5 separate regions of the Homo sapiens genome follow, and regions 2, 3, 4 and 5 are each linked to region 1. A link is a loop called in an ENCODE intact Hi-C map of the cell type or tissue named here. Cell type or tissue: dorsolateral prefrontal cortex. All regions are shown on one strand. Each heading gives the region's core, and the rest is flanking DNA. Links, peaks and the distances in the headings are about the cores only. Region 1 has its middle 16 kb from the start of ARFGEF2. Region 2 overlaps PREX1 (phosphatidylinositol-3,4,5-trisphosphate dependent Rac exchange factor 1). Region 3 overlaps PREX1 (phosphatidylinositol-3,4,5-trisphosphate dependent Rac exchange factor 1). Region 4 overlaps PREX1 (phosphatidylinositol-3,4,5-trisphosphate dependent Rac exchange factor 1). Region 5 overlaps PREX1 (phosphatidylinositol-3,4,5-trisphosphate dependent Rac exchange factor 1).

Region 1 (5,862 bases), core at 1,296-5,295:
AAAACAGAAGCCACCAGGATTTTTTTTTTTTTTTTTGAGACAGGGTTTCACTCTACCACCCAGGCTGGAGTGCAGTGGTGCAATCATGGCTCACTACACCCTTGACCTCCTGGGCTCAAGCAGTCTTCCCACTTCAGCCTCCTGAGTAGCTGGGACTACAGGAGTGCACCACCACTCTGGCTAATTTAAAAAAAAAAATTTCATAGAGATGGGGTCTCACTATGTTCCCCAGGCTGGTTTCAAAATCCTGGGCTCAAGGGATCCAGCTGGCTTGGTCTCCCAATGTACTGTAAAGATGTGAGCCACTGTGCCCTGCCAGGCCTTCTTTAGGCTTTGACTTGGAGTGGCACAGCGTCCCTTCTACTACATTCTATTGGTTAAATCAAGTTGCTAGAGCAGTCCAGAATACACACTTGAGGAGCTACACAAGGCTGTGAAATACTAAGGGACGTAGTTGGCTGGTGGTGGTTGGTGGGGGGAGCATCTACAGCAGCTTCCACCTTGCTCTTTCCCAGCCCCCGTGCAGGTTTCCTGGAACTGCTCGCAAATGAAGGCCCATCCACTTGGCCTCACAGGAGAAAGTGTGGTGCAGTGGTGGAGTGCAGACTCCAGGCATAAATGTCCAGGTTTGAATTCTGGCTTTGCCTCCTTGCTGGCTATGTCACTCTGGCAAGGTACTCAACTTCTCCTGTCTCAGTTTCCCTATCAGTCAGGTGGGGATAATAACAGTGCCTGTGTCATGGATTTCTGTGTAAGGATCATATGAGTTAATGTATATGCAGCACCTGGAATATTACCCGATGCATTGTAGATGCTCTGTGCTTGTTCTCAGTCAAAGGGCCAGTGTATTACTTGATCAGCAGATGCCCATTAGGTGAATCACTCACTGAAGTCCAGGAAGGGACACAAAAGAGAGGACAGAGTGTCCAGGGTCTTATGGTTTATTATTATTGGGAGGCAGAAAACAAGACAAAGATGAAAGGATGCAAGAAACAAAATACCATGGATATAGGCAAATCCACAGACACTGAGAGTAGATTCGTGGTTGTCAGGCATTAGGAGGAGGGGGAAATGAGGAGTAAATGCTCATGGGTACTGGCTTTCATTTTCAGGATGATGAAAATGTTCCCAAATTAGATGGTGGTGATGGTTGCACGACTCTGAATATACTGAAGGCCACTGAATTGTACACTTTAAATGGGTGAATTCTATGGTATGTGAAGTGTATCTTGATAAAGCGGTTTAGGAAAAGAAAATACAGCCAGGCATGGTGGCTCATGCCTGCAGTCCAGCTACTTGGTCGGGGGGCTTAGGTGGGAGAATCACTTGAGCACAGAAGTTCAAGACCATCCTGGGTAACACACCAAAGCTCCATCTCAAAAAAGAAAGAGGCTGAGCATGGTGGCTCACGTCTGTAATCCCAGCACTTTGGGATGCCAAGGCGGGCAGATCACTTGAGGTCAGGAGTTGGAGACCAGCCTGGCCAACATAGCAAAACCCCGTCTCTACTAAAAATACAAAAATTAGATGGGTGTGGTGGCACATGCCTGTAATCCCAGCTACTCAGGAGGCTGAGGCAGGAGAATCGCTTGAACCCGTGAGGCGGAGGTTGCAGTGAGCCAAGATCACACCACTGCACTCCAGCCTGGGTGACAGAGTGAGACTCTGACTCAAAAAAAAAAAAAGAAAGAGAAAGAGAGAGGGAGAGAGAGAGAGAAGAAGAGAAAAGGAGAAAGAAAGAAAGAAAGGAAAGGAAGGAAGAAAGAGAGAGAGAGAGAGAAAGGAAGGAAGGAAAGAAGGAGAGAAAGAAAGGAAGTAAGGAAGGAGAGAGAAAGAAGGAAGAAGGAAAGAAAAAGAAAGAAAGAGGAAGGAAGGAGAGAAAGAAGGAAGAAGGAAAGAAAGAGAAAGAAAAAGAAAGAAAAGAAAGAAAGAAAGAAAGAAAGAAGGAAAGAAAGAAAAAATTGATGGATAAAGAACCCTACAATGCAGAGATACAAGAGGCAATAGTGGCTAACACTACTTCTCTGGTGCTTCCTATAGGCCAGGGACTGTTCTGAGTGCTTTACTTAAATTGGCTCATTGAATCCTTACAAAATCCCCAATATTTCCCCCATTTAACAGAAGAGAAAACTGAGGTTTCTTGTCCAAGGTTACATGGCTGGTTCACATGAGAGCTGGGATTTGGGTCCAGGGTGTCAGGCTCCAGCAGCTGAACTGGTAATACTGGATGCTGTAATTTAAGACGTGACAACTTAGTATAGCACAAAGTGACCCTCAGGTGAATAGGCAAAGAAAAACTGGAGTTTAGAAGACCACGGAGAAGAGCTGTGAGCTGGATGTTGAAGGATGCTTTGGCCTAAAATAGACAGGAGGAGGGGAGACGGTGATATTTCCTCTGATCTAATCACCGTGTAATTCTTCAGCCCTGTCCTTGGCCTCAGGGACACTGCAGTGGGCAAAATGCCCAAGTCTTTACCCTCATCAAGCTTAATTTGTAGCGTGGGAAACAGATCATAAACACATAAACAAACGTGGGGGTGGTTAAAGCCTTATTATGTCATATTTTCAGTTTTTATCAGGAATTAGTTGTTGTGGCTGTTTTGAAATAAAGTCCACAAATTCGTTGACACTCTTCTCATTGAAAGGTGAGGTCTACATCCCCTCCCCTTGAAACTGGTTGGGCTTTGGAGAGTGTTGCTAACAGAATATGACAGAAGCGATGCTAGGTAGGCAGGGCCCAGTGACTCGCACCTGTAATCCCAGTGACTCGCACCTGTAATCCCAGTGGCTCGCACCTGTAATCCCAGTGACTCGCACCTGTAATCCCAGTGGTTTGCACCTGTAATCCCAGTGGTTTTGGAGACGGAGGTGGGACTGTTGCTTGAGCCCAGGAATTTGAGGTCTCAGAGAGCTCTGTCACCCACTGCACTCCAGCTTGGGTGACAGAGCAGACCCAAACTTTAAAAAAAAAAAAAGAAAAGAAAAGAAAAAAGAAATAAAGAAAAAAGGCCAGGCATGGTGGCTCACGCTTATAATCCCAGCACTTTGGGAGGCTGAGGTGGGCAGATCGCCTGAGGCCAGGAGTTGGAGACCAGCCTGGCCAACATGGTGAAACTCTGTCTCTACTAAAAATACAAAAATTAGCTGGGCGTGGTGGCATATGCCTGTAATCCCAGCTACTCCAGAGGCTGAGGCAGGAGAATCGCTTGACCCGGGAGGTGGAGGTTGCAGTGAGCCGAGATCACACCATTGTACTCCAACCCAGGTGACAGAATGAGATTCCGTCTCAGGAAAAAAAAAAAAAAAAGAAGAAGAAAAAGGCAAATTTAGACAGTTAAGGGCACAAGCCTCAGGGACTGCCTGAGTGTGAAGATGAGGGAGAGTAGGTGTCTAGTGTGACCCCCACGTTTCTTACTTGGGGAACAATGGGTGGTCAGGCCATTTACCAAGACAGAGAACGAGGAAAAGCTGGTTTCAGAAGAAGCATGTTAAAGATTCTAACTCCAAGATTACACCTTCCAATAAACATCCCTCTTAAGCAATGCTAGCTTCTGCAACACCTCTTAGATTATCTGACTTTTTTCATAAAAAGGAAAACTTTTGCACCGCTGCCAATGCAATTTCTATATTGGCCACCAGAGAGCACCAATGCTCGAGCAGTTCAACTAGACTCACCACCTGGTCCTGTTTTACACTTTAGAAAAAAAAAAAAAAAAAAAAAAAGCCGGGGGAAAGATTTTGGCTTCATCATCTTGTCTCAGAATCATTCTCGTGAGCTTCCCTGGCACCGGGATAAAATCTGATAGCTATGTCATGTGTGAAAAAGGTTTGGCTTATTGGATCCCTCAGTGCTAATTAGGAAAAAATCTCCTCCCTCACCACAATTTTCCATGTGTGCCTGAGCCCACCTCACGAAGTCCAGGGGACTTTCCTGATTTGTTTTGCATTGCTAGCCTTAGGCAAAACCCAGCACATTTTGCTTCTGATACATTTCCACTGCTGCCTCGTTTTCCCCACTGTCACCCGTGACCTCTGTGCTTCCCTCTCATTGCTGTGCTTCCAGCCCCGGGAACTTGCTCCTTCAGTTGCCTGATGGGAAAGCACAGAGGGTAGTTCCTTCCTAGAAGTGATTTCAGCCCCATTGCCTCCCATCCCCTCGCCTCTCATTCTCCAAGGACATTCAGCAGCTTGTGGGGGGCGGGGTATCAGAGCCTCACAGACCAAAGCCTGGTGTCTGCTGCCCTAGGTCTTTCTCTCTCTCTTTCTTTCTTTCTTTTCTTTCTTTCTCTTCTTTCTTTCTCTCTCTCTCTCTCTCTCTTTCTTTCTTGCTCTGTCGCCCAGGCTGGAGTGCAGTGGCAGTGGCGCCTTCTCGGCTCACTGCAACCTCCGCCTCCCGGGTTCAGGTGATTCTCCTGCCTCAGCCTCCCGAATAGCTGGGACTAAAGGAACGTGCCACCACACCCAGCTAATTTTTTGTATTTTTAGTGGAGATGAGGTTTCACCGTGTTAGCCAGGATGGTCTTGAGCTCCTGACCTCGTGATCCTCCCACTTTGGCCTCCCCATGTGCTGGGATTACAGGCATGAACCACTGTGCCTGGCCCTTTTTTTTTTTTTTTTTGAGATAGATTCTTGCTCTGTCGCCCAGGCTGGAGTGCAGAGGCACGATCATGACTCACTGCAGCCTCCACCTCTCGGGTTCAAGCAATTCTCCTGCCTTAGCCTCCCCAGTAGCTGGGATTACAGGCGCCCACCACCATGCCCAACTAATTTTTTTTGGTATTTTTAGTAGAGACGGGGTTTCGCCATGTCGGCCAGGCTGGTGTCAAACACCTGACCTCAGCTGGTCTGCCCACCTTGGCCTCCCAAAGTGCTAGCATTACCGGCGTGAGCCACCGCGCCTGACCTGCCCTAGGTATTTCTTTCTGTTGTTCTTCTAGATGACTCTAGGACCCCTGACCTCCTGGGGGGCCACTGCTTCCCCTCTAAACCCGCTCCCATGGCAGGCGATTTAGGGCCAACTCCCAAGCCAGATCCCACCAAGGGTGATGGTTCCCAGAGTCCCCTGGGCCCAGCGGCAGAGGGGACCAAAACTACCCACTGTTGTCATTAATGCACCACCTGGAAGTCATTATTTGGCAATAGAATCTCTCTATTCCTGAAGGTACCAAGGCCGTAGGAATTACAGATTCTCTCTGGTCTGGTAAACATTATCTCCCAGACTTGTGGCTGCATAGAATTCATCTCAGCCTGCTGAGATCATTGCTACTCACCTGGTTTTCCCATGATCAGAACTAATTTCTTTCTTCTTTTTTTTTGAGACTGAGTCTCACTCTGTCGCCCAGGCTGGAGTGCAGTGGCGTGATCTCGGCTCACTGCAACCTCTGCCTCCCAGGTTCAAGCAAGTCTCCTGCCTCAGCCTCCTGAGTAGCTGGGACTACAGGTGTGCTCCACCACGCCTGGCTGATTTTTGTATTTTTAGTAGACATGGGGTCTCGTTATGTTGGCCAGGCTGGTCTTGAACTCCTGACCTCATGTGATCCGCCCGCCTCGGCTTCCCAACGTGCTGGGATTATAGGTGTGAGCCACCGTTCCCAGCCAATCAGAACTAATTTCTGTCTTGGGGTTCTCTTGTTGCTTGTGCCTCCATTAAAGCAGTTATCCTGGGATTTTATTCTTTTCAGAGCCTGAAAACCTCCTTTGGGCAAAACAATCCCTTTTACACATCTCAGAATTCCTTAGAGTTGGGATATCTGACATCCGACATCCTCTGACCACACACACACACACACACACACACACACACACACACTCTCTCTCTCTCTCTCTCTCTCTCTCTCTTTCTCTCTCCGCCCCCCCCCCCA
Region 2 (5,862 bases), core at 669-4,668, 180 kb after region 1:
CTTACTAAGCACCTATAATGCGGTAGGGATCATTCTACGGGCTAAAGATCCGACATGAACAAGGCAAGAAAAGTCCTTATTCTCATAGAGTGGCCATTCTAGTCGGGGGAACTTCAATGATAATGTGATGTTAAATTCTCTGGAGGATGTAAAATAAGGGTGACAGGATGTTTTGAGGAAGTTAGGATGGTGGATGCTGTTTTAGATTGGTCTTTGGGAAAACTGCATCTTGGGTGACATGTAACCAGGGATGTGGAGGAAGTGAAGGAGAGAGAGAGAGGCAGGGGCTATGTAGCATTTCAGAGAGATAGATGACCTGCGTGTGCAAAGGCCCTGAGGTAGGAGTGTGTTTGAGGAATTGCAAGAAAGCCAAGGGTGACTAGAGTGAAGGCCATAAGAGGAAAAGCAGGAGGAGATGAGGTCAGAGAGATTGAAAGAAACCAGGTAATGAAGGAGCATTTAGTCAATGGAAAGAGTCTGAAATTTTTTGTTTTGTTTTGTTTTTGCTTTTTGAGATAGGGTCTCGCTGCGTCACCCAGGCTGGAATGTAATGGCTTGATCATGGCCCACTGCAGCCTCGACATCCTAGACTCAAGCCATCCTCCCATTTAGTCTTCTGAGAAGCTGGGACTATAGTGTGCACCACCATGCCCAGCTAATTTTTAATTTTTTTTTTGTGGAGATGGGGTCTTGCTATGTTACCCAGGCTGGTGTTGAACTCCTGGGCTAAAGCAATCCTCCCTCTTTGGCCTCCCAAAGTGCTGGGAGTACAGGTGTGAGTCACTCTGCCCAGTCCAAGTATGAGATTTTAAAAAAGCTTTTTAATTAAAGTGTAGCATCCATGCAGTAAGTCCACCCCCAGGATGACAAATGCTTACATATGTCTATAGCATGGAACCACCAAGATCGAAGAACATTCCCATCACTCCAGAAGGTTCCCTCTTGCCCATTCCCAGTCATGGCCCCCAGACCTCCAGAATCCCTCTGCTGACTTCTCTTACCAAAGCTTAGTTTTTCCTATTCTAGCATCGTCTATGAACGGCATCATTCAGGATGTGCGTGTGTGTGTGTGTGTGTGTGTGTGTGTGTGTGTGGTGGCTTTTGCGCAGCATGATGTCTGTAGGATCGCTCTGTGGGATCCCTTCACGTTGGAGCTCGTGGCTTTGCCTTAGAGAATGTTCCGTTTTATTCTGAGTGGGATGGGAAGCCGTGGGAGGGTTTTGAGCAGAGGCATGAATGAAGCTAATTTGCATGGTGAAAGGCCCCCCTTTAGTATCTGGGTAGAAGTGCAGGTCCAGGGAGGGTCTTGTTTGCATTTCCTAGGGGACCGGGACAATTGCCACAGATGGGGTTGCTTAAAACAACAAAATTGATTCTCTTTCAGTTGTGGAGGCCAGAAGTCTGAAATCAGGGTGTCGGTGGGTGCTCCCTCCTGGGGCTCCAGGGAAGGATCCTGTCTTTCCTCTTTAATCTTCCAGCGGCCGTCGGTGCTCCCTGGCTTGTGGCAGCATTGCTCCAATCTCTGCCTCTGTCTTCACATGGCCTTCTTTGGTGTCTTCTCCCCTCATAAGGACATGAGTCATTGGATTTAGGGTCCCCCCTCTAATCCAGCATCACCTTATTTTAACTAATTACCATACATCTGTAAAGATCCAATTTCCAAATAAGGTTGCATTTTGAGGTTTTGTGGGGGCCTGGCATTTTGGGGAACACCATTCAACCGACTGCAGGGCTACTGCAATGTCCGGGCAGGAAGCGATGGTGTCTGCGAACAGCGTGGTTGTGGTGGGAGAGGTGGTTGGATTCACATAGAGCATGAGGGCCTGAGCTGACACAATTTGCCTGATCATTGACTTTGGATATAAATGAACGAGAGGAGTCAAATATGACTTTAGGGTTTTGGGCCCAAGCAACTGGAAGAATGGAGTTGCATTTTCCCAAGAGGGTGCAGGCTAGGGTAGGAGAGGGAAATAAACATTCCCTTTTGGATGTGTGAGGCTTAAGATACCTGCAGTACATCCAGGTGGGGCATTGGGGGGGCAGCAGAGACTCTAGTCGGGAGTTTAGGGGCTAGAGAGATAAACCTGAGTGTTTTCAATATAAAGAAAGATGGTGTTTAAAGCCAAGTCAGGGCCAGGCACGGTGGCTCACACCTGTAATCCTAGCACTTTAGGAGGCCGAGGCAGGCAGATCACCTGAGGTCAGGAGTTCAAGACCAGCCTAGATGACATGGCAAAACCCTGTCTCTACTAAAAATACAAAAATTAGCTGGGCATGGTGGTGTGCACCTGTAATCCCAGCTACTCAGGAGACTGAGGCAGGAGAATCACTTGAACCTAGGAGGCAGAGGTTGCAGTGAGCCGAGATTGCACACTGCACTCCAGCCTGGGCGACAGAATGAGATTCTGTCCAGGAAAAAAAAGAAAAAAAAGCCGAGTCAGGGTGGGATCAGCCAGGGGGGCAGCATGGGCAGAAAGGGAGGACTCAGGATAGTCCAGGAACGTGCTGCCATTAGGAGGTTGGGAAGACCATGAGGTTGACGCCTCATCTAACTCACTTCTGTGAATTTTGAGCATTTAAGGACTTCTCAGAAGTTCTTCCCATAGTGCCTGAAATGTAGTGAGAATAGTGAATGCTAGCTCTGTGTGTGTTTGCCTGTTTTTTTTGTTTTTGTTTTTTTTTAAAAGAAAATAAAGTGAAACCACAATCTAGAGTGTTTGTGGGGAAGTGTCCTTGGTGGCTGTGAAAATCTTGTGAAAACTCCTTGATCCTGGACAAAGATGGGCCCTTCTCACGCCAAGCCCTGGGGGCTTCTAGAAAGCACTTCCCCACCCCCAGGCGCCCTGCACTCTGCCCAGAGCTGACATCACCAGGGCAGCCTGTGGCAAGTGCTGGCTCCTAGGACAAAGGCCTGAGTGTGAGCAGCGTGGGGCCCGGCATCTCCCAGCTGCCGCAGCCTCAATCCCCCATCTGTGCCAGGGGTAAACACTGGTGGGGGCCATTCAGCTCAGCTAGAGCTGGGACCTGGGGTCCCCAGAATTCTGCTTTTCCAGGCAGAGCTTATTGTGATCCCTAAGAGGCAGTGGAAGTAGCTCTGAGACTTGGGCCAGCTCTTCGTGCCACGATTTCCCCATGTGTGGTAGGGGACAGTGGTCCATGCTTATTTCCTTAGGCTTTCGGCATGAACTTTCTGTGTATGTGAAGCACAAGGCACAGCGTGTGGCATATGGTGGGCACATGGTATGTGTTCTTATGGTCTTATTTTCACTTGAATATAAGCAGGGAATTTGTTTTGTTGGGCAGCCCCCCAGTGCTTGGAACTGTGCACAGCACACAGCACACAGCACACAATGTGTATTTGTTGAATGAATGAATAAATGATAGGATGGGAATCCCTTTTCCCAAGAGTCTGGATTCATTTCCAGTTTGCCAGGGTGGTGTTGAGGAGGAATGGCTGGATGTGCTGGTGGGTGGTTCCTTCATTAGTTAGTTGGTTAGTTCATTCACTTACACATAATGGGCACATAGTGAGCCTGAGGGACCCAGGACTGTGAAGGGCATGGCAGGGAAACACAGCAGAACTCATGGTTCCTGCCAAACAAAAATGGATTCTTAAGTTGGAGCCTCTCTGAAGGAGAGGGTAGTGCCTGTAATGTGATTGAGAGCCACGTGGAACAAATGGCCACCTATGAAGGCTCTAGGAGGAAGAAGTCCTGGGAATTGAGAGCAGGTTGGGTGGCAGGGATGGCCTTGGTGCATGGGTGGGCTTGGGGTAAGGGCACATGGGCATCATGGTTTCAATCCCAGACTCGGTGTCAACCCGCCTGGCTCTAGGTCCCAGCTCTGTGACTCACTTTTCTGGGATGGTCTTGGAGTAAAAGACTAAACCTCTCACACCCCAGGGATCTAAGCTGTGAGATGAGAATAATCATAGTTTTCAGTTGATAGGGTGGTTGGTGGTTGGGAGCCCTAGAGGCCTGCTGGACACATGATTAGCTCTTGGTCAGTGTTTACGATGGATGATAGCAGTATTATTATTATTATTATTTTTATTGGGGAAGAGAATACATTCCAGAGAAGAGGCATGGAATGAGCCGAGAGAGGCAAGGGGGCTGCAGGGCGGAAGTATTGACATGGAGAACACTGGGTTGATTCATGTGGACAGGAGCTTAGGGCTGAGCGTGGGAGTTAGGGTAACGGTATTCCATTCCTAAGAGAGCTGTACTTTTTAACTCTGCAAGCCAAAATAGAGGTATGCATATGACAGAATCACGTACACTCCTCCCAGCTAAAGAACTAGGACATTTTCAGTAACAGTTGAAGGTTCTTGGTTCACTTTCCAACCCAAAACTCTCCCTCCACAGAGGGAACCCCCACTGGAATTGGGTGCATTCCTTTAACACGCATGTCTTTATATTTGACCTCATACATGCTCTCCATAAACAGCGCATAGTTTTATGTGCCATGTCTTTAAAAGATCTCTGTAAGTGGCTTCATACTGTACATATCCTTCTTTCTTTTGCACAAGAGTACATTTTTGGGGTTCGCCCGTGTTGCTACGTGTGGCCCTGGTTATCTCATTTTAACTGCTGCATAGCTAGCTACCATTGTATAAATCTGCTGCAAACAGACTGAAACAAAAATACAGATGTTTCCATTCTCAGGTGATGGATATTTAGGTCGCGTCCCATTTTTTACTGTTGTAAGCAAGGCATTTTTGAGTCTCCTGGTGTGTATATGTGAAAGCTTCTCTAGACCAGGAATGGGTGAATTTTTCTGTAAAAGGCCAGATAGTCAATATTTTAAGTTTTGCCACTATATGGCCTTTTTTTCCCCAACAACTCAGCTCTGCCGTTGTAGCTTGTAGGGGGCCACAGCCAATGTGATGGATGTGGCTGTGTTTCTAATAAAACTTACCAAAATGGGGAGTAGGCAAGATTTGGCCCAGTAGGGTTTGTGTTGGTTGTAGATGATGCACGTTTTCACTTCTACGGGTCGCTAAATCGCTTGCCAAGTGATTGTAGCTGTGCTCTGAGAGCGTTTCTCATGGTTGAGGGTGGCTATGTCCCTGTGCTATCCTTGGTGGGTTTCATGAAGGTCTCCTGTCCCTTTGCAGAGCTGCATGCTTCTGGGAGGCCGGAAGACCACGGACATCCCTTTGGAAGGCTACCTGTTGTCTCCGATCCAGAGGATCTGCAAGTACCCGCTCCTCCTTAAGGTGAGACTTTCCCGTATTTGAAGTGACAGAAAACTCTTTGGCTTCAGCATAACATAAAATTTGTTAGTTCAAGTATCTGAGAAGTCTAGCAGCAGTGTCAGCTTTGGGCCGGGCTGGATTTAAACCAGGACCCTGCCTCTTTCTCTCTCGTTCACCCTGCTTTCCACCATTCAGGCTTATTTTCAGTGTGGCAGCAGGTGGCTGTGGTTCTCCTGGCCTCACATCCTCTCAAGTTTAAGGTCAGTGGGAAAGAGTGAACCTCTCTACTAAGAGCTGAGGAAAGTCCTGAGATTCATTCTGTCTTTGGCTATCTGCAGCCAGGGGAAGGTCATATGCCAAATGGTTTGGGCCTGAGTCATGCGCTTTGACCTGGACAAATTACATGAAGCCTTTGCATGTACCATTTATCATCCTCCAGTCAGCTTAGACCCGTGCTTTACCCCTGAACCAATCACTATTGCTGTGCTCTGATTAGCTGAGACATGGTCTCACTCCACTCTGATCCAATGACAGTGAGCAGGGCAGTGTTGTGTTCTGATTGGCTGAGACCTGGGTCAGGTGCTGCACTCCTGAACCAATCATTTTGAGCAAGGGAATTCTAATTGGCTCAGACTTGGGTCATGTGCTCCAACCTTGAACCAATC
Region 3 (5,862 bases), core at 1,138-5,137, 150 kb after region 1:
TGCAGCAGGCTGTGTAAGCCCCCTTCTGCTGTTATAGCGATTTTATTATCATCGCTCAGATTCCAAGGCCCTTGCTGTTCCATGACACTGTGCTTCCGACTCCCCGCCACCCAGATCATGTTGGGGATGGGGTCCTCAGGGCACCCCCTTTTGTCTTGGCTGTGTTCTGGAGCTCCCCCCACCCACCCCCACTCATCGCTTCCCTTTGCTCCCAGCCCATACCCTGGCCCTCTCAAGTTTCACCATATGTCTGGTGAGGTCACCCCAGCCACGGCAGAGGTGTCCTTGGGGGCAGTCGGGCCCCCTCCCCAAGCAGATCAGGTTGCCGGCATCAGTCTCAGGGAGTGACTTCAAGGCCTCTTTCTGTCCTTTTTATCTCCAGGGAGAGATTTATCCTCCCCAGGCAACAGCAGCCATGGGTTCCAGGCAGATGGCAGCTCCCCAGGGGCACCCCTAAGGGCAGCTGCTACCTGTTTTAAAGGCTGATGCGGTTCATTGTCCACAGTCACTCACTGATGGCGCGTGATGGAGACTGTCTGGGTTTAAGGCCCAGCTCCTTCACTTGCCAGCCGTGTGGCTTTAAATAAGGTCTTTACTGCGCTGGGCCTTAGGCTCTTCTGTAGAATGGACATAGTAATAACAATGCCTGCCTCCTCGAGTTTGAGGATTAAAACACCTAGAGCAGCACCTGCACATAATGAGGCCTAAAGGTGTAGTTAGTGAGTTAAAAAGGTGTTCTTATTCTAGTTGCCTCTCCCAGCTCGATATCAGCTTACTTTCTGGAGCCTGTTCTCAGTTTCTCCCTGTCTCTCCCATCCTTTCTCCACATACCAGTCTCTCTTGAGCACCTGCTGTGTGCCAGCCTCTGTCCCAGGCGCTGCGTAGACGGCCAAGGAAATTGACTTCTGCCCTGAGGGAGCTGATACTTTAGTGAGGGAGATGATACTGAATGATCAAACCTATCCATACTTAATTGATAAGAGCACAGCCAATAGCGGAGACGTCTGTGAAGGGTAACAGGGTTCAGGTGGCTATGTAGTGGGTGAGATCCTCTCTTATATGGGTCCAGGGGTGGCCTGTGAGAGGAGGGACCTCTCCTGCCAATTGAATGTCTTGGGAAAAGCTCTGTAGGCAAAGAACAGCACGTGCGAAGGCCTGGATGCTGGGGGCCTGGTGTGTTCAAGAAACAAAAAGGAGACCAGTGTACCTGCAGCTGAGCCAGTGGGGTGAGAAGAGCCCGCATTAGACAGTATTTGGGCGGTGGAAGAGGTTGGATTTTTTTCTAGGTTTTAATTAGAGCCTTTTCTGAGGCAAGGATTTCTTGACCTTGTCACTGTTGTTTGCGGTCAGCTGTGTCTTTGTGGGGTTGTCCTGTGCACTGTAGGGTGTTTCGCAGCATCCCTGGCCTCTACACACTAGATGCCAGGAGCACCCCTGTCCTCAGTTGTGACAACCCAAAATGTCTCTAGACATTGGCACATGTCTTCTAGGGGGTAAAATCACCCCCAAGTTGAGAACCACTGGGCTCAGGTTAGGGCGACAGGTGAGACCTGGCCTGGCATCGGGAGACCTGGTTCTAATCTGTGTTTTGTCACCAGTTTGCTGTTTGACCTCAGACCAGTGTCTCATACTCTTGGTATCTCCATTAAGTGGGAGCTTGTTGGAGATGGCAAACTCATCATCCTTCTAACCCTCTCCCTGCCACATCCATGGCAGACATCACTAATCAATTATGATGTGGCTTCCTGCTCAGTCTAGAGCTCTGGGGACCCTGGAAACACTCAGGCTGGGAGCTGAGTAAACAGTCTCTCTGGTCCTTCTCTTATGCCCCAGAAGACCTGGATATACATTTAGAGGAACTTGAACGCCTGGGCTCGAGGAAACATGTGCATCACCTAGAGGAACTTGTATACCCATACCCCAGTCGACGAGAGTATACAGCTGAAAGAACTTACACCTGAGTGCCATTGTTTACAGTAAGGATGTTTGAAACAAGTGTCTGCAGCATGGCAGTGGTTACTTCATGCTGTGATTTTGACTAGTAAGCAATGAAATGAACAACTTGAGGTCTGTCTTATTGTGGATTCCCCAAAGAACATGACCCGAGACTGATTCAAGGGCAAGTAGCATACTTGGGAGGTCACCCCAGGAAGCATCAATAGGAGAGTGGGGGAGTGAGGCAGGGAGGAGAAGGCAGCCAAGAAAGGTGTGTCATCAAGCGGGTTACCATGGGGGCCACCGGAGCTGAATCCATCAAGGCACTCGGGGAGATAGTGTCCATCGAGTGCCTCAGTTTCCTCATCTGTCTTTTCATGCCAGGTCCTGCTGGCCATCACTGAGGGCTGCTCCCAGGCAGTCTTACTTCTTCCGCACCTCTGGCCTGCCCTGCACATGAGAGCGGGGTCTTCAGGCCAAGAGATGCAGGTGCTGGCAGCTCGATGTGGTGTGGGGTAAGGGTGGGGTCTGGATAGCAGATGTTGCCCAGTGTACATATCAACATGGGTAAATGTGGAAGACATGATGTTGAGTGAGAAAATCAAGTTGCTGAAAGCATGCTACTTATAAAAATGTTGTGAACATGCAAAACAATATTCTCTCTTGCTTATAGATGCACACAGCTTGGTAAGTGGGCAGAGGCATGCGTGGGAATGAGGAGCACCAGCTCCAAGTACCTTGCAGGGAGAGAAGGTGCCCAGTGGCTCACCTCTCTCTGTAATGATTCCTTTCTGCCTTTTCTACTTAATACATGGAGGTTTGATATTTGCATGGTACTGTGGGTAAACTGAACTAATCTCGAGTGCATACTGCTGGGGCTTTGCATATGCAGTGACCTGTGTCTCCACTGCTCAGATCAAGATATAGAACATTTCCAGCACCCCCAAGAGCCTCCTCATCCCGTTTCCAGTCTGTGCCTCCCCTAGACTTGTTGAATTTCTTTTTGCAAATGGTTTCAAGCAAATTCGGTGTAGTATTAAGATTTGCCAAAGCTGGGTAGTGATGAGTTTGTGGGTGTTTGTTGTTTCTCTCTATTCTTTTCTGTATCCCTGACGTATTTCATCATCACATTCATAAAATGAAGAGGAGGACTTGGGCAGATGTGAGGACAAGTGGTCCAGGCATGGGCAAAGCTTCCGAGGCTGGAGGAGTTTCTCAGGCAGCCCTGGAAATCCTGAGAACAGTATTGTGTCTAAGGGAGGCTTCGGAGATGAGAGCTGCTTTTGACCTGAGTGTTTCAAAGCTGTCAAGCCTTGGACAAAGGAAGAGTCGCCCTGGAGGGTCCCTTTCACCATCCTGCCAGTGCAGGGGACGCCGTGCTGCCTGGAAAAGCCAGTCGTGCCTTGGGCAGCAGGAGGGCTGGTCCCAGAGCCTCTGCTGCCCATTCTTTCCGGGTCACGAGCTGCCCATTGTGGCCTTCACACCGGCTTGTTTGCAGTTCCTCAGTGGGTGGCCCGAGCCTCCCATTGTTGCAGCACAATAGCGGTGGCAGAGCTCGTGTGAAGAAACCAGGACAGGAAGCCCCAATCTAGGCCAGCGGAGTGCGGCACTCCCAGCTTCCTGCCCTCCCTGGCTGTGCTGGGTGAGGCTGCCTTTGTCTCCCTCTAGTCTGGGGAGGCTGGAGCTTGACTTCCTGTCAGTATCCCAGGCCCTGTTAAAACATCCTCTAGGAACCCCAGTCCCTGTCCCCTCCGCTCATTGTCGTTTCAAAAACAGGATCCACAGACTTCCAAGGAGCCTGAGTCGAGGTCTCCGGCATGGGTCAGGCACTGTGCCAGGCGCATTCCAAACCTTCCTTTGATTTTCAAGCACCTGCTATTTGCTGAGCACTACATTTGGCCCTGAAGACGTAGCTGTGAACAAGACAGGCAGGGTCCCTGCCTTCAGGGAGCTTCCATTCACTTTATCCCATGACATTCTAAAAGGTGCTGTATTCCTATGATTCCACTGGGAAGAGTAAATGAAGACTTAGAGAGGCTAGTGCACTTTCCTGAGGTCACACAGCAGGAAGGACCCATGGTTGAAACTCAGACTCACCAGTTTCCAAACCTGGCCTCTGATGTTGGATTGGGGGTTATGGTTTCATCCCAGCCATGATCCCTGCTTATCCTGGCCTTTCCCTTAGGAGCTTGTATAGATTGCTTAACCTCAGTTTCCTCATCTGTCAAATGAGCTCCTAACGCAAGATGGGAAGATAGGAGTTTGCATTAAGAAGAGGAGGGCCTCTTGGCGGAGGTGACATTTGAACTAAGGCCGGATGGATGAGGAGGCTGCTCAGGGCAGAATGGGGGAGAACATCTTGCAAGCAGGAACAGCATATGCAAAGGTCCTGAGGCAGGAGTGTATTTGGCAGGTGGATAGAATCTAGAATGAGAGTGTGGCTGAAGATTATTTATATTGAGGTGTGTGGGAGGATGAAGTACTGGAAGATGAGATCAGAGAGATTAACAAGGACAAGATCATGGGGACCATGGAAAGATTTGGATTTTAAGTGCAGTGGGAAGCCATGGAGATTTTAAAGGCATGGATTGACTGATCTCCTGTACATATTTAAAGGGATCTCCCTGGCTGTGTGTGTAGAGAACAGACTTTTGGGAGGGTGAAGGGGACCAGGAGGGAAATGGCTGTGTTAGTCCAGGCAGGAGATGATGATGGCTTGGACTGGGGGGGTGGTGGCTGTGGAGATGGGGACCAGTGGTTGTAGTATTCAGGTAAAGCTGGTAACATTTGCTGATGTATTGGAAATGGAGTGTCAGAGGAGAGGGGCTGAGGACGGCTAGTGGGTTTTGGCTAGAGCCCTTGAAAGACAGAGGTGCCATTAAGTGGGGAAGAGTTCGGTGTGAGTTTGGGAAAGGTCATTAATTAAGTGTTGGACAGGCTGAGTTTGGACATCCAGGTGGAGACACTGAATCTGCAGCTGGAGATAAGAGTCTGGGGGTTTCAGGGGAGAAGTCCAGGCTGGGGATATAAACATGGGGGTCATAAAAAAAGGGGATTTAACCCATTTATGCTGGAGGTTGCAATTTTTTTTTTTAATAAAAAATCAGACCTTGGCAATGACCTTGAAGAGTAGGATATAAGTAACTCCCACAAGCTTAGCATTCCAGTAATGGAACACTAGGCATAAATGGGTTAAAGCCCCAAGACTGGCTGAGATGGCTCTGCACTCTGTGTGGACAGAGACGAAGCTGCTTCCTGTGTCTTGCCTTCCTCTGTGACTCGCCATGTGGACTGTCATTGCGCCCCCTCCCAAGAGGCTTGAGTCTGGGCAGGTGGCCGGGCTCCCGGGGGCAGGCATGGACGTGTCGTGTCTCTGGGTGATGGAAAGGATCTGACAGCCTTGTGCAGAGGGCTAGCCTCCTCTCTGCTTACCTGCTCCGCTTCCCCTGACCCCAGCACTATCTTGGGCTGTCCCCGCCATCTCTCCTGCACTCAGAGATCTCCCTAGACAAGCGTGGTGGGATGAGACAGGCCCCTGCAGCCCATGTCTTAATCAGCCTGCACCTGGGCTCTGTGACAGGGAGACCATGTGCTCACCTGGAGCAGCCCCCGTGTGGACCCCCAATCTGTCATCCATCTTGGCAGGGCAGGTGACTGATAGGCCCCACAGCTCCCCGTGGCCCTGTGGCTATGACAGCACCATGAATTCCTTTTCCCAGGGGTCTCCATGTGGCTGCTTCCAGGTTAGCCTACAGCCAGATCCCACATCCTGGAGTTCCGGCAAACCAGGCGGAGGTGGCTGTGGGTGCTGGGCCTCGGTCTCCCTTAGGTGCTGACTCTGCTGTCTCTCCTTTCCCCAACATTTATCCCTGTGACTCTCTCAGCCCATACGTGTGACCCCTCGGCAGCTCTTCTTTCTGCCACTTT
Region 4 (5,862 bases), core at 1,125-5,124, 270 kb after region 1:
GTCCTGCCGTGGTGCCTGGCGTGGTGAGTCCTGACAAGAGCGCACCACTGCAGCTGCTCTCGTTCTTACCCTGCCCAGCCCTGAGTCCTGCAGTCCTCCCTGGGGAAGAAGGCACCTAATAAACCAAATCCAAAGCCCTTCCACATCTTTCTAAGCCCTTTTGTGGGCCGAGGAGCATCTTTTTTAAGGAAAGAGAACAGGATGTTGGGCCTGGAAGAATTGAGCTTTTTTTGCAGGACAGGGCGTGTGTAGGGCCATGCCCATGTAGGATGAGAATATGTATGTGAGGCTGTTAGGAGTGTGTGTCTTATGTGTGCACTCGTGTGTCTGTTGTGTGTCTGTGTGGATGTGTGTGTACCTGTGTGTGTACATATGTATGTGAGTCTGCAGATGAGTGCACGTGTGTGGTGTGCACTTGTGTGTCTGCTGTGTGCTTGTGTGGGCGCATGTGTACCTGCGTGTGTACATATGTGAGTCTACGTATGAGTATATGTGTGTGTCTCTGTGTGTGGCATGCACTTGGGTGTCTGTTGATGTGTGAGTGTGTGTGTGTATGGATACGTGTGTATCTAGGTTGTACGTGTGTGTGACCATACTTATGTGAACAAGGTGTGGGGCAGGGGCTGTGGCCCAGGGATTAAAGGGGCTGGTTCCATCTGTGTCCCAGGCTTGCACGTACAGATGGGGCTCACAGTTGGGGTTCCACTGCCTGAGGTCAGGGGTTCCTGGAGTTTACCTGACAATCAATAAAACCTCCTTGAGCACAGCCTTGGGTGCCAGGGCTTTGCTGTGAAGGGTCAGAGCACCTTGGGAGGTGCCATGGGGAGGGGCCCGGTTCTGCCCTCACCTCTTGCTGCCCCCTCCCAGCCCGTCCCCCTTTCTGTCTCCCTTCTCCTTCCAGATGGGAAGAACCAGCTGCTCCTGGCCTTGCTGAAGTGCACAGGTGAGGCCTTTAAAGGTGTGTGGGGGGCACATACCCGGCCTCTTCCACCACCCAAGGCCGACCATCCATGCCCTCGGGGCCTGGACGGGGGGAGGCAACGCTTTGGCCTGGAGCCCCTCCAAGAGCTACTTGAAACTTGCTTCTTCCTCTTGTGTCCAAGGGACAAGTCTCAGGGCACTGGAGCCAGGAGCCCTGTCCTGTGCCACTGCCCAGGCCTGGGTGGATGTTGACGGGGCCCCGGGATAGAGGACGATGTTAGGGGGCCTTGTGCCGGTAGAGCCTTCAGCCCCAGCCTGGGGGCTTCCACCCAGCAGAGAGTGGGGAAGAGGAAGGGGGAGGAGGTAGCGGGAGAATCTTGGAGACCTTCTCTATCCCTGCCTTCTTTCTAGAAATTAGCCAAGGGGGTGCTACTGCAGGATCTGGGTCAAATTTGGTCACTAAAAAACTCACTGGCCAGAAGCCGGCCATTGGAAATAATTCCTTCCAGAAGATTGGGACCCTGAGAGACCAATTGCTTGAAACTGGCCAGTTCTTCAGACCATGCCAAGGTCAAGGACAGGGGCAAGGGCAGAGGTGGGGGAAGGAAGAAAGCATAGTTCTCCAAAATAGAGAAAATGCTAAACTGCATTTCTGAACATGTGCAGCTTGGCAGAAGAGCTTAGCACCATTGGCATTCTACTGGCCAAGGCCAAGGAATCCCATAATGAGAGGAGAAATGGCTGAGGGTGAGGGTCTTGGGAAACCCTTAGGAAAATCACAAGATGTTTGTTTGTTTGTTTGGTTTTCAAAGCAGGCAGATGAGTCACTGAGAGAACAGTTTTGGCAAATGGGCTTGCTTTTCGTAGAATTGATTTTTGTGGAATTGGCTTTTGGTGGCTGGGATGTCCACCAAAAAGTAATTTCTGGCCTGATGTTAGCCCTTTGCTGGGGGTTCCATGAGGGGTCCTGGACCCAGGGTTTTGGGGGGTGGGCCTCCTGGTGGCACGGGAGCGCCCCTCCAGCAAGGCCTCCTGCCCTCTGCCCCCAGACACGGAGCTGCAGCTGCGCAGAGACGCGATCTTCTGCCAGGCCCTGGTGGCCGCCGTGTGCACCTTCTCCAAGCAGCTGCTGGCGGCCCTGGGCTACCGCTACAACAACAATGGCGAGTACGAGGAGAGCAGCCGCGACGCCAGCCGCAAGTGGCTGGAGCAGGTGGCGGCCACGGGCGTCCTGCTGCACTGCCAGTCCCTGCTCTCGCCAGCCACAGTGGTGAGTGAGTGGGGCGGGAGGGCGGCCCCGCTGGCCCACCCACTGGTGCCCGCCCAGGCCGGGTCGAGGGAGCCCTTGCCCACTTACTCAGGCTCCCCCTGGCCTCGTCATTCCCGCAGCAGCTATTTGTTGAGCACCTGTGTGCTGTTTTATAGGCACTGAAGGTCCAGCAGTGAACAAAACAGAGTCCCTGTACCCAGGGATCTTCTGTCCCAGTGGGAGGGAGGGAGGCACACACACACAGATAACAGAATCCATGCTACAGACCAGCGGCTCTCAGCCCAGGGCAGTTTCCCCACTAGGGGACACTTGGTAATGTCTGGAGATGTTTTTGGTTGTGACAACTGAGGGCCTGAGGTGGGAGTGGGGTGGTGGAAGCCAGGGATGCTGCTGGACATCCGGCCAGGACCTGAGAGTCACCAGTGCCTCTGAGGTTGGCTCCTGGAGCCCCTGCTGCTGGCTGGTGGGGAGGCCTGGCCTTGGAGCGCCCTCTGCTGGCTGCTGCTGCACAAGACGCCTGCCTGGCACAGATTGGCCATCACTTGATTCTCAGAATGCACAACCTGGGGCCCAGGGAGGAAGCAGGGAACACTCAGCCCTCCCCTTCCTCTTCTCACATGGGGATGCTGGGCCAAGTTCCTTCATTCTCCAAACACCACGATGTGCCAGGCCCTGAGCTGGGAGCTGGGGGCCTGAAGCTGACTTCCTAGTTGGGGGAAGCAGCTTGAGAAGAAGAAAGGACAGAGGAGGGAAGGAAGGTGGGGAGAAGGCAATCTCTACAGGAAGCTTGGCGGGCACTGCAGCTTCTCTGTCAGAGACAGCCTGTGTGAGGTGGTGACGCTTGAGCTGAGACCTCAGCCAGCCAGGCAGACAGTGTGAGGAAGAGTGTGCGGGGTAGAGGGACCAGCATGTACAAAGGCCCCGAAGAGTGGCTGGTGTGACCAGAGGGGAGCGGCAGGGGCTAGGGAGATGTGGGGACCAGTTCTGTAGGGCCTGAGACTTTAATCTGGAAGCAGTGGAGGGTTCAGAGGCTTGGAGCTGGGTGAGTGATATAATTTGGGTTAAGTTTTCAAAACATGACTTGTAGGATGTATTGTTTGGGGGCAGAGAGTGGCAGAAGGGAAACCTGGTGTCATCTTGACAAGAGATGGTGGACCCTTGAACCTGGGTGGTGGCCAGGAAGCTGGAGGGAGATGGGTGGGTCTGGAGGATGTTTTAGTGTCACCCCATCAGACTTGGTGATGGACCAGGCCCAGGGTGAGCGGGAGAGAAACTGAGAAGTCAAAGGTTTGGATCTTGGATGACCGAATGAACGCTGGTGCTATTTGCTGACATGGGACCGACTGGGGGAGGTTGAGGAAGGAATTGGGGACTTTTATTTGAGTGTGTTAGGCTCAAAAAGGTTAAGTTAGAAGCCTGGTTGGTGATCCAGGCAAGAGAGGCAGTGACTTTACTAGGATCACTCAGTGAATTAAGGCAGAGATGGGTTCTATGACCCTTGAAAGTGCAGGACAAGCCACAGAGCACACCATGATTTCACATCCACTCTGGAGAGTCACGCTCAGGACCTGGCACCCAGGGGGCCCACAGTGTGGAGTGCCGACTAGAGTTGAATTCAGCATCTTGATAGGAAACCCTGGGGCAGGGTTGGCATCTGAGACTCCTCCGCGCTGTCTTCTTCCTGCAGAAGGAGGAACGGACCATGCTGGAGGACATCTGGGTGACGCTGTCAGAGCTGGACAATGTCACCTTCTCCTTTAAGCAGCTGGACGAGAACTATGTGGCCAGTGAGTGATTTCTCCCATCCCCCACTGTGAGAGGTGGGGTCCTGGGGTGGAAGGGACAGCTCTCTGGGGTCACCCTGTCCTTCCCCTGCCTCTGGGCCAGCTGCCCAAGGTGGGCTCAGTACTCAGTGCTGTCAAACCTCATGCCTCCAACATGAGTGTGAGAGCCGAACTTTGGGGCACACATGGAAAAAGAGGGGTTTCTTTTTGTATGAACCCGGCTATTTCCAACAGCTCTTAAAAGAGAATGACACTGGTACCCAATTCTTAATAAAATTATTCCCTAGAGATGTGAAAACTTAAGATTTTTAAAGGGCTTAAATAAGTACCATAATTAAGTTCCATCCTCCCTTCCTCCCTTGCTCGTGTCCTCACCTCTCCTTCCTCCACGCTTTCTCCCCTTTCTCCCTTTTTCTTTCTGTCTTTCTCTCTGTGTCTATTTTCCACCCATCCTTCCACCTGCCCACCCATTTATTTATCCATCCATCCATCCATCCATCCATGCATCCATCCATCCATCCATCCATCCATCCACCCACCCATGTGTCCATGCATCCATCCATCCAGGCATCCATGCATCCATCCATCCATCCGTCCATCCATCCATCCATCCCACTCATCCATCCATCCATGCATCCATTCATCCATCGATCCATCCAAACATCTGTCCATCCATCCATCCATCCATCCAACCATCATCCATCCGTCCATCCATCCATCTATTTACATGTCCATAATTTTGAGCACATAGTATATGTCAGGCTGCGTTTTGGGCCATGTAACATGGTCCTCATTCCTACCCTCCTGGAGCTCATAGTCTAGACCAGTGCGTCTCAGCCCTGCTTGCACTCTGGAATCATTGAGGGAACTTTGCAACGATCCCAGGGCCCTGGGCCCTAGCGATTCTGATCGGTTTGTGGGGTGGGGTCTGGGTGCTGGGTAGTCTGGATGTGCAGCCAGGGCTGGGAACTTCTGGGCTTGCTTCTGAAAGCAGGGGTTCTCAGAGCGTGGCCCCTGGACCAGCAGCACCTGGGGGCTTGATAGAAAGGCATATTCTCCGGCCCAGCCAGAACTACGGCCTCAGAAACTCTGGAGGTGGAGTCCAGAGGCCTGTATGCTGAAAGCCCTCCAGGGGCTTCTGAGGCATGTGGGTTTAATTAGGAACCAGGCACTGGATTAGTGTTTCTCAGTTTTTTCATTTCATTAGATTTTATTTAATTTCATAAAAAACCTTTTTAGTCAATTTTTCCTAATTGCTGCACCCCCATGAAATTATACTACTACGGGTATACCCTGTGTCTGTTTATCTGTGCATCTGTGCTTATTATACATTAAAAGAGGAAAGTGTTTTCATTCTCCTTCCCACGAGCCAGTTTTCACCTCCTTGGGGACAGTGTCTCTCCTGCTGAAAATGCATGGACTAGAGTCTAGATGAAGGGCAGGTTCTCTTTGAGTAGCAATTGGAATTGATAGGCAGCAGCAGCTGCCTGTCTCCAGGCTGAGATTGGCTCGGGCAGAGCTTTGATCGATGAGTGATGTCTGCCATGGGTGCAGGATGGGGTCTGGGTGCCATATTTTGCACCCCCTGCCCTAAGCGCTTCCTTCTGGCTATGAATCAGATGTATACCCTGTTTGAGGGCAGCTTTTCCCAGGCAGGGGCCATGGGCTACCGGGTGAGGGTACAAGGAGCGCTGGGGAAGCTCTGACCCCAAATGCTGTGGACCCCCTAAGTAGGCAGAGTCCGCATCAGGTTCAAGAATTAAGCAGCGGAACTAGGAGCTGATGAAGCAGGCGAAAGGGAGGTGTCAGCTGCAGTTCTTCGGAGAGTGAGAGGGAAGGGCTGCTGGAGGCTGTCCCTAGAGGGCAGGAGGGCAGGGAGGTCTGAGG
Region 5 (5,862 bases), core at 611-4,610, 250 kb after region 1:
CTTATGTGACTTCTATTCCCTTCTGCTGGTTATTGATCTGTTTCTACTGCATTTCCACACTGTGTGTTACTATGGCTTTGTAAAATATTAATGTCTTTTTATAGCAGGTGAGGCAAGTTCAGACTTTTCAAGAGAAGTCAGAAAGCCAGATCGCTTTGTGAAATATCCTAATATGTTAGTGTTGGCATATGATTCCATTTTAATAGAATAGTGTTTGCCAAACCAAACGTGTCCATGGCCTAGTTCCAGCCTGTGCCTGCCAGTTGGCAAACATGGCTGAAACTTTCCCTGTGAATCTGACCACTGAGTGCACATCTGTGGATCTGCAGTGCTGGAGAAGAGCGAGTTCAGGGATGAGTCCCAGTACTTCCGCTTTCATGCTGACGAGGAGATGGAGGGGACCAGCAGCAAGAACAAACAGCTTCGCAACGACTTCAAGCTGGTGGAGAACATTCTGGCCAAGCGCCTGCTGGTAGGAGCACAGCTGAGCAGCTGTCCCTTCCTTGCCAGAGCCCCCTGCAGGCATGGGAGCTGGGCGACCTTCTGGTTATGCACAGGGAAGGGGGCTCAGCTTGGAGTACCAGAATAGGTGGATTCTAGGTGGTAGGGGGCAACTCTGCCAAGAAGCCAGGCTGCATCACTGGCTGAGACTACCCTCCTAACAAAAGAGATTGGGCTTGCAGGTCTCCCTTTCTGTTCCCTTGCCTCTCCTGTCCCCTCCCCGTACACTGTATAGAGAGGTTGGCCTCCTGAAGCAACTCATCCTGCATACCCCACAGCAGCCCCCATCTTAACGCGTGGCCTGCAGCAGGCAGTCAAGACAGAGGCTCAGAGGTTAGGTTTCTGGTCACTGCCAGGGTTGGAGCTGAAGCCTGACTCATATGAAGACGGCTCCATTAACTTCTCTCCCATAGTACTGCAGGGACTGCTGTTCCCTCTGATTTCATGCCCCTCACTGTAAAGTCCCCCAATGCTTCCCGTCACACTTAGGATAAAATTAAACCTCTCACTCCCCTCCCCTCCCCTTCTCTCTTTCCTCTTTCCCTCCCTTCCTCCTTCCTTCCTCTCTCTTCTTTCTTTTCTCTTTTCTTGTTTTCTTTTCTTCTTTCTCTCTCTCTCTCGTGCCCGTCCTTCCTTCCTTCCTTCCTTCCTTCCTTTTCTTTCTCTCCTCCCCTTTCTTTCTTCCCTCCCCTCCCCTCCATTCCCCTCTCTCCCCTCCCTTCCCCTTTCTCCCCTCCCCTCTCTCCTCTCTCCTCTCCTCTGCCTCCCCAGTGGCTAGGACAACAGACCTGCGCCACCACACCCAGCTAATTTTTGTATTTTTTATAAAGACAGGGTTTTGCTATGTTGCCCAGGCTGGTCTTGAACTCCTGGGATCAAGCGATCAACCCGTCTCGGCCTCCCAAAGTGCTGGGATTACAAGCGTGAGCCATTGCGCCTGACCTCCTGATCTCTTTTCTTATCCTCCAGTGCCTTGGGGCCTCCCTCAGGACCTTTGTACGTGCTGTGTCTGCTGCCTGGAGCATGTTCCTCCACTCTTTATGAAGTTTTGTTTTTCATTTCGTTCAGGCCTCAGCTCCGATAGCACCTTCTCTGCCCCCTTGCCGTGCCCTATCCCATTAAGTGCTTTAATTCCAACTACGTACACTCCCTGCATCACATCCTGTATTTCTTTTGTTTATTTGTTTATAGTTGGCCTCCCGCACTAAGCAGGGCTGGGCTTGTTTGTCTTGTTCTAGATGGTGTCTCCAGCACCCATGAGAACTGCCTGGCCCGTGTGATGGGCAGCATCTCAATCAATGTCTGTTGACTGAATGAGTGCCTTTCCCTGTATCCCCCGCACTGGGGAACCCCCAGACCTGTTTCTAGCATGCCTGCCATCCTGCCCTGGGGTGGGACCGCTCCTCCCTAAACTCCCTGACTCCACATTCTTGGTGGCTGGACACCTTTGGATCCGTGTGATTCGTTAAGCCAGTGGCAGGCACAGAGTGAGCACTGGCTCTGCCAGGTGCTGTTTGCGTTTTGCTCTGTCTCGCCCACCTGGATCTGGCCACTTCCCTACTAGACCTGGGACGAGGTCATGGTCCTGTGGGGGCCACGGTGGGGCTGGCCGTAGGCCCACCTCGCTCCCTGACCGGGTTCCTTCTGCCCTGGGCCCCCAGATCCTGCCCCAGGAGGAGGACTATGGCTTTGACATCGAGGAGAAGAACAAGGCTGTGGTGGTGAAGTCCGTCCAGAGGGGCTCGCTGGCTGAGGTGAGGCCCTCGGGGGAGCTGGCAGGGACCGTGTGCAGGTGGCAGAGCGGGGTGTCTCTCTTCACCCTCCTTGAGGCAGCCCAGCCCAGGAGATTCTGGAATGATCGCTGACTCCTCTTCTCTCATTGCTCACGTGGAGAAACTGAGTCCAGGACCCACTGTCTGCAGTGGCTACAGTAGCTGGGAGTGAGTGCAGAGTCCCGGGGCTGTGCTCCTGGTGTGTTCCACCACTGCCCTCTGCTGGACATTGTGGGGAGGTACAGGAAAAAAGCAGGTGTCTCAGTTTTCTGCAACCAGTCACAGTGGCTTGAATAAGATAAGCTCATTGCTGTCTGATGCAAAGCCTACAGGAGGATAGGTTAGGAGAGTGAGGGTGTGGCTGGCCGAGGATTCAGCCCTGGGGCCTTCCGGCTTTGCCTGGGGCGTGTGCAGGTGGGTGGGGGAGATGCACCTGCCGTGCTGGCTGGAGCCCAGCTTGCCCCTGTGGCAATTAGGAATGCTTTGGGCTGCAAGGAGCGACATACCCATGGCCGGAGCGGCTAGGTTGACCTTGCCAGTGATGTGAGCGGTTGGAAGGAGGCAGTTGTGAATCTTGGTTCGGGTCAGCAGGTCTTCATCTTTCTTCGCCAGGCCCTAACAGACATAAGATGGCCACCCCGGTGTGACCCTCGTGTCCCCACACAACAGGGTCAGGCCCCAGCAGAGTTTCCCCTCAGGAGGAATACCTTTCCCAGCTGCCCTCCCATGAGCTTCCCTTTGTGGCTCATGAGGCAGAACCAGGTCCCTTGTGCCCCTCAACTGCTTACCACAGACAGCACGCAGTCACCCAGTCCTGCTGGATCCCTTGGGCCAGCACCCTTCTGCTGAACACATTTGAGCTTCCTTGGTGAGGAGGGAAGGAGCTTAGTAACTGGTGTGCACGTCTGTCCTCTGCCGTCCCTACCCAGGTGGCTGGCCTGCAGGTGGGGAGGAAGATCTACTCCATCAATGAGGACCTGGTGTTCCTGCGGCCGTTTTCAGAGGTGGAGTCCATCCTCAACCAGTCCTTCTGCTCCCGCCGCCCTCTGCGCCTCCTGGTGGCCACGAAGGCCAAAGAGTGAGTGTCCCAGGGCGGGGTGTCCGGCAGCCCTCCCTCTCAGGCTGAGTGGTGGCTGAGGGCTGGGGTGGCATGAACTGTCCTGGTCCCCCGTGGCTGGGACCCATTGTTGGAGTCACACAACACAAGCTGGACCTTCATTAATTCGGCAGATGTTTACAGAGTGCCACTCTGTGCTTGGTGGCAGTTTGGGCCCTGGGAATCCAGCCACGTGGGGATGCATGCGGTTCCTGCCATTCATAGATCTCAGATCTAGTTGGGGGAGGAGGCAGGAGACAGACAATGTGCAGATACAGAAGTAAGACACTGAGCCTGTGCTGGTGAGCGTGGCACAGATAAGTTTCTATAAACCCGGGAAAGGGGCCAGAGTGTGCAGAGGGATGGCTGTCAGGGAGACGTCACTGCGAGTCGGGGTGAAGACCCGAAGCAGATGAGGGGGGAGTCAAGGGGATTTCTGGAGGAAGAGGGCTCCAGGCAGGGGAAGCAGCTAGGGCAGAGGCCCTGAAGTGGGACCGTGTCTGGCGCATTGGAAGAGCAGAAGGAAGCTGATGGGGCTGGAGCAGTGAGTGAGAGGGAGGGCTGGGTAGTGAGGTCTGTAGGGTAACGGGGTCCAGCCCTGGAGGCCCCTGGCAAGGACCCATGGGGAGCCACTGGAAGCTTCTGATCGAAGTCCTGTGGCTGCAAGTGGAGCTCAGATTGTCAGGGGCAAAGGTGGCTCTCGGGGGAGCTGAGGAGGTGGTGGCTCAGCAGAGTGCGAGAGCAGGGGTGGGAGGAGCAGACCCGTGCTAGGGGTAGGTACCGGGGAGCAAAGCATTTTGTCTTTGAAAAATTATGCATCTGGTTTTTCACTTTTCCCTTTTATTTAACACAGATCTTCTCTTGACAGGAGGGGTGGAAAGTTTTAAATATGATTATTTCAGTAAAAAGGCGAGCTGACTTAGGGAAAATGTGGTTGATCGATGGGTTGGTATGTGGAAGTGGCAGAAAGCACCAAGGTGGAATGTGTCTGCTGAAAGCTGTGGAAACACCTGGTTTGAGAGCAGGCTCCCAGCTCGGCTTTATCTGCAGGGGGGAATGGGAGGGACAATTGTGCAGCATAGGGTTGGAGACCTGCCTTAGACGGGGATGTGGGCAGGGTACTGATGCTCCAGGAGCAGTGACACCCATTGCCCTCCCTGGCAGGTGCTGCCTCTCTGCTTTGGGGATCGACCCACAGAATGGCCCAGACCTGCCTTCCTAGGGGACTTGTGTGGGTGTTTTTCTAGGGTCAGCACCGAGATGTACCAGCAGATCACTTCTCACCCTCCCACCTGCGATTGTTAAACTATTGACTGGTTGGAGTGCTGGTCTCACCTCCAAGGGTCTTAGGACAGGAGAATGATGGAGGTGTGGGAGGATGGTCTGGAATTTCTGTTCGAGGACAGAAGCTCCAAGGGCAGGCCAGTGGGTTGTGCTTAATCAAAGATCCTGGTGGCATGGGCTCTGCCTGATTGACATTTCTCTCTGTATTTGGGAGCTGGAAAGCCTGGTGGTGCTACTACTATTTTGGGCTGAATTTTCCCAGTGTTTCCAAGGCAGAAAGTCTCTGGGTTGGCACCGGGGTTATTGAGAGTGATGCTGGTTTTCCTCATGGCCTTTTTCCCTGCCTCTTCTACCTGGTGCAGGATCATCAAAATCCCCGACCAGCCGGACACACTGTGCTTCCAGATTCGTGGAGCTGCCCCACCGTACGTCTATGCTGTGGGGAGAGGTGAGTGGGAGCCTTGGGAGAGAGGGGAAAGGTGCAGAAGATGGTGGATCTGTCTGTGTGGCAGGAGTTCAGAGCCTTCTGAACTCTAGGCTTCTGCCAGACAATGTACCATCAGCACTTATTTTCTTTGCCTGATGCCAAGACTTGCAAACACAAATGCCTGTTGGGGTCAGGCAGGCTACAAGTGGGTAGCCATCCCAGTGGAAGACAGTGGGTAGTGGTGAGGACTATGGCAAGGTGAAAAAATACATGTTCACTCTGGAAGGAGCAGTGGCTCCTCAGCTGGAGCTCCTTATTGCCAGACAGGAATGTGGGTCCACTCTCACCAGACTTGATTTTCTAAGAGAAGCCACCAATGCAAATTTGGGGGCTCTGCCGCAATACTTCTATGGCCGGATCCAGCCGAAAGGCCACCAGTTCAAGACCTCTGCTTTCTGCATTGCCTATTCCTTGTGTGCTATTAAAGGCGTCACTATGTCTTGGAGATGGAACCAAGTAGGTCTATGATACTGGGCCCCCAAACTTTTTTTGCATCTAAGTGCCCCTCCCTTTAAAGTTTAAACATAAATTTTTCACTTGTGTGGTCATAGTTGTGTGTTTACTAGGTGTTCATTAAGAAAACGCATACCATGACAGAAGGTTACTGAGAATTTGATAATATTTTAAAGTAGGTTTTCATTTTGTCCTAAAGCAGTGATTCTCACCTTGGGACAACTTAGCCTCCTCTCCAGAGGACATCGGCCCTGCCCGGAGACATTTTT

What was found. A loop is a pair of places that touch in the nucleus more often than their neighbours do. Peaks named below come from ENCODE experiments on the same cell type or tissue, not always from the same donor. Only the 100,000 strongest peaks of a DNase experiment are listed, where the experiment ranks them.
Region 2: it touches region 1 in a loop (2.8-fold over the local background); 14 of 110 quality-filtered maps call a loop at or near these places.
Region 3: a loop joins it to region 1, with 3 times the contacts of the local background. A loop is called at or near these places in 3 of 110 quality-filtered maps.
Region 4: a loop joins it to region 1, with 6 times the contacts of the local background. A loop is called at or near these places in 30 of 110 quality-filtered maps.
Region 5: it touches region 1 in a loop (9-fold over the local background); 109 of 110 quality-filtered maps call a loop at or near these places.

Annotation. Positions count from the first base shown.
Region 1 is chr20:48,902,995-48,908,856 of GRCh38, reverse strand. No RefSeq gene overlaps it. Among named protein-coding and RNA genes, the nearest start is that of ARFGEF2, 16 kb to the left of the region's middle. In dorsolateral prefrontal cortex, for the core only: CTCF peaks have their summits at 3,434 and 3,635 (motif pointing right); DNase peaks (open chromatin) are centred at 3,636 and 4,073; H3K4me3 peaks cover 446 bases; H3K27ac peaks cover 466 bases.
Region 2 is chr20:48,725,646-48,731,507 of GRCh38, reverse strand. PREX1 (phosphatidylinositol-3,4,5-trisphosphate dependent Rac exchange factor 1) reads left to right here. Exons shown (of 40, transcript NM_020820.4): 5 at 5,117-5,218. Among named protein-coding and RNA genes, the nearest start is that of PREX1, 99 kb to the left of the region's middle. In dorsolateral prefrontal cortex, for the core only: no CTCF peak of the experiment used is centred there; DNase peaks (open chromatin) are centred at 2,897 and 3,253; H3K27ac peaks cover 4,000 bases.
Region 3 is chr20:48,749,032-48,754,893 of GRCh38, reverse strand. All of the region lies in intron 1 of PREX1 (phosphatidylinositol-3,4,5-trisphosphate dependent Rac exchange factor 1), which reads left to right. Among named protein-coding and RNA genes, the nearest start is that of PREX1, 76 kb to the left of the region's middle. RefSeq lists enhancers at 3,141-3,270, 4,873-5,468. In dorsolateral prefrontal cortex, for the core only: no CTCF peak of the experiment used is centred there; a DNase peak (open chromatin) is centred at 3,453; H3K4me3 peaks cover 784 bases; H3K27ac peaks cover 4,000 bases.
Region 4 is chr20:48,632,792-48,638,653 of GRCh38, reverse strand. It overlaps PREX1 (phosphatidylinositol-3,4,5-trisphosphate dependent Rac exchange factor 1), which reads left to right. Exons shown (of 40, transcript NM_020820.4): 31 at 902-943; 32 at 1,971-2,191; 33 at 3,879-3,978. Among named protein-coding and RNA genes, the nearest start is that of PREX1, 190 kb to the left of the region's middle. RefSeq lists enhancers at 1-103, 2,477-2,616. In dorsolateral prefrontal cortex, for the core only: CTCF peaks have their summits at 2,488 (motif pointing right) and 2,687 (motif pointing left); a DNase peak (open chromatin) is centred at 2,673; H3K27ac peaks cover 3,027 bases.
Region 5 is chr20:48,654,529-48,660,390 of GRCh38, reverse strand. PREX1 (phosphatidylinositol-3,4,5-trisphosphate dependent Rac exchange factor 1) reads left to right here. Exons shown (of 40, transcript NM_020820.4): 16 at 330-472; 17 at 2,163-2,255; 18 at 3,203-3,351; 19 at 5,016-5,101. Among named protein-coding and RNA genes, the nearest start is that of PREX1, 170 kb to the left of the region's middle. In dorsolateral prefrontal cortex, for the core only: CTCF peaks have their summits at 2,297, 2,498 (motif pointing left) and 3,334 (motif pointing left); DNase peaks (open chromatin) are centred at 2,470, 3,470 and 4,028; H3K4me3 peaks cover 1,680 bases; H3K27ac peaks cover 4,000 bases.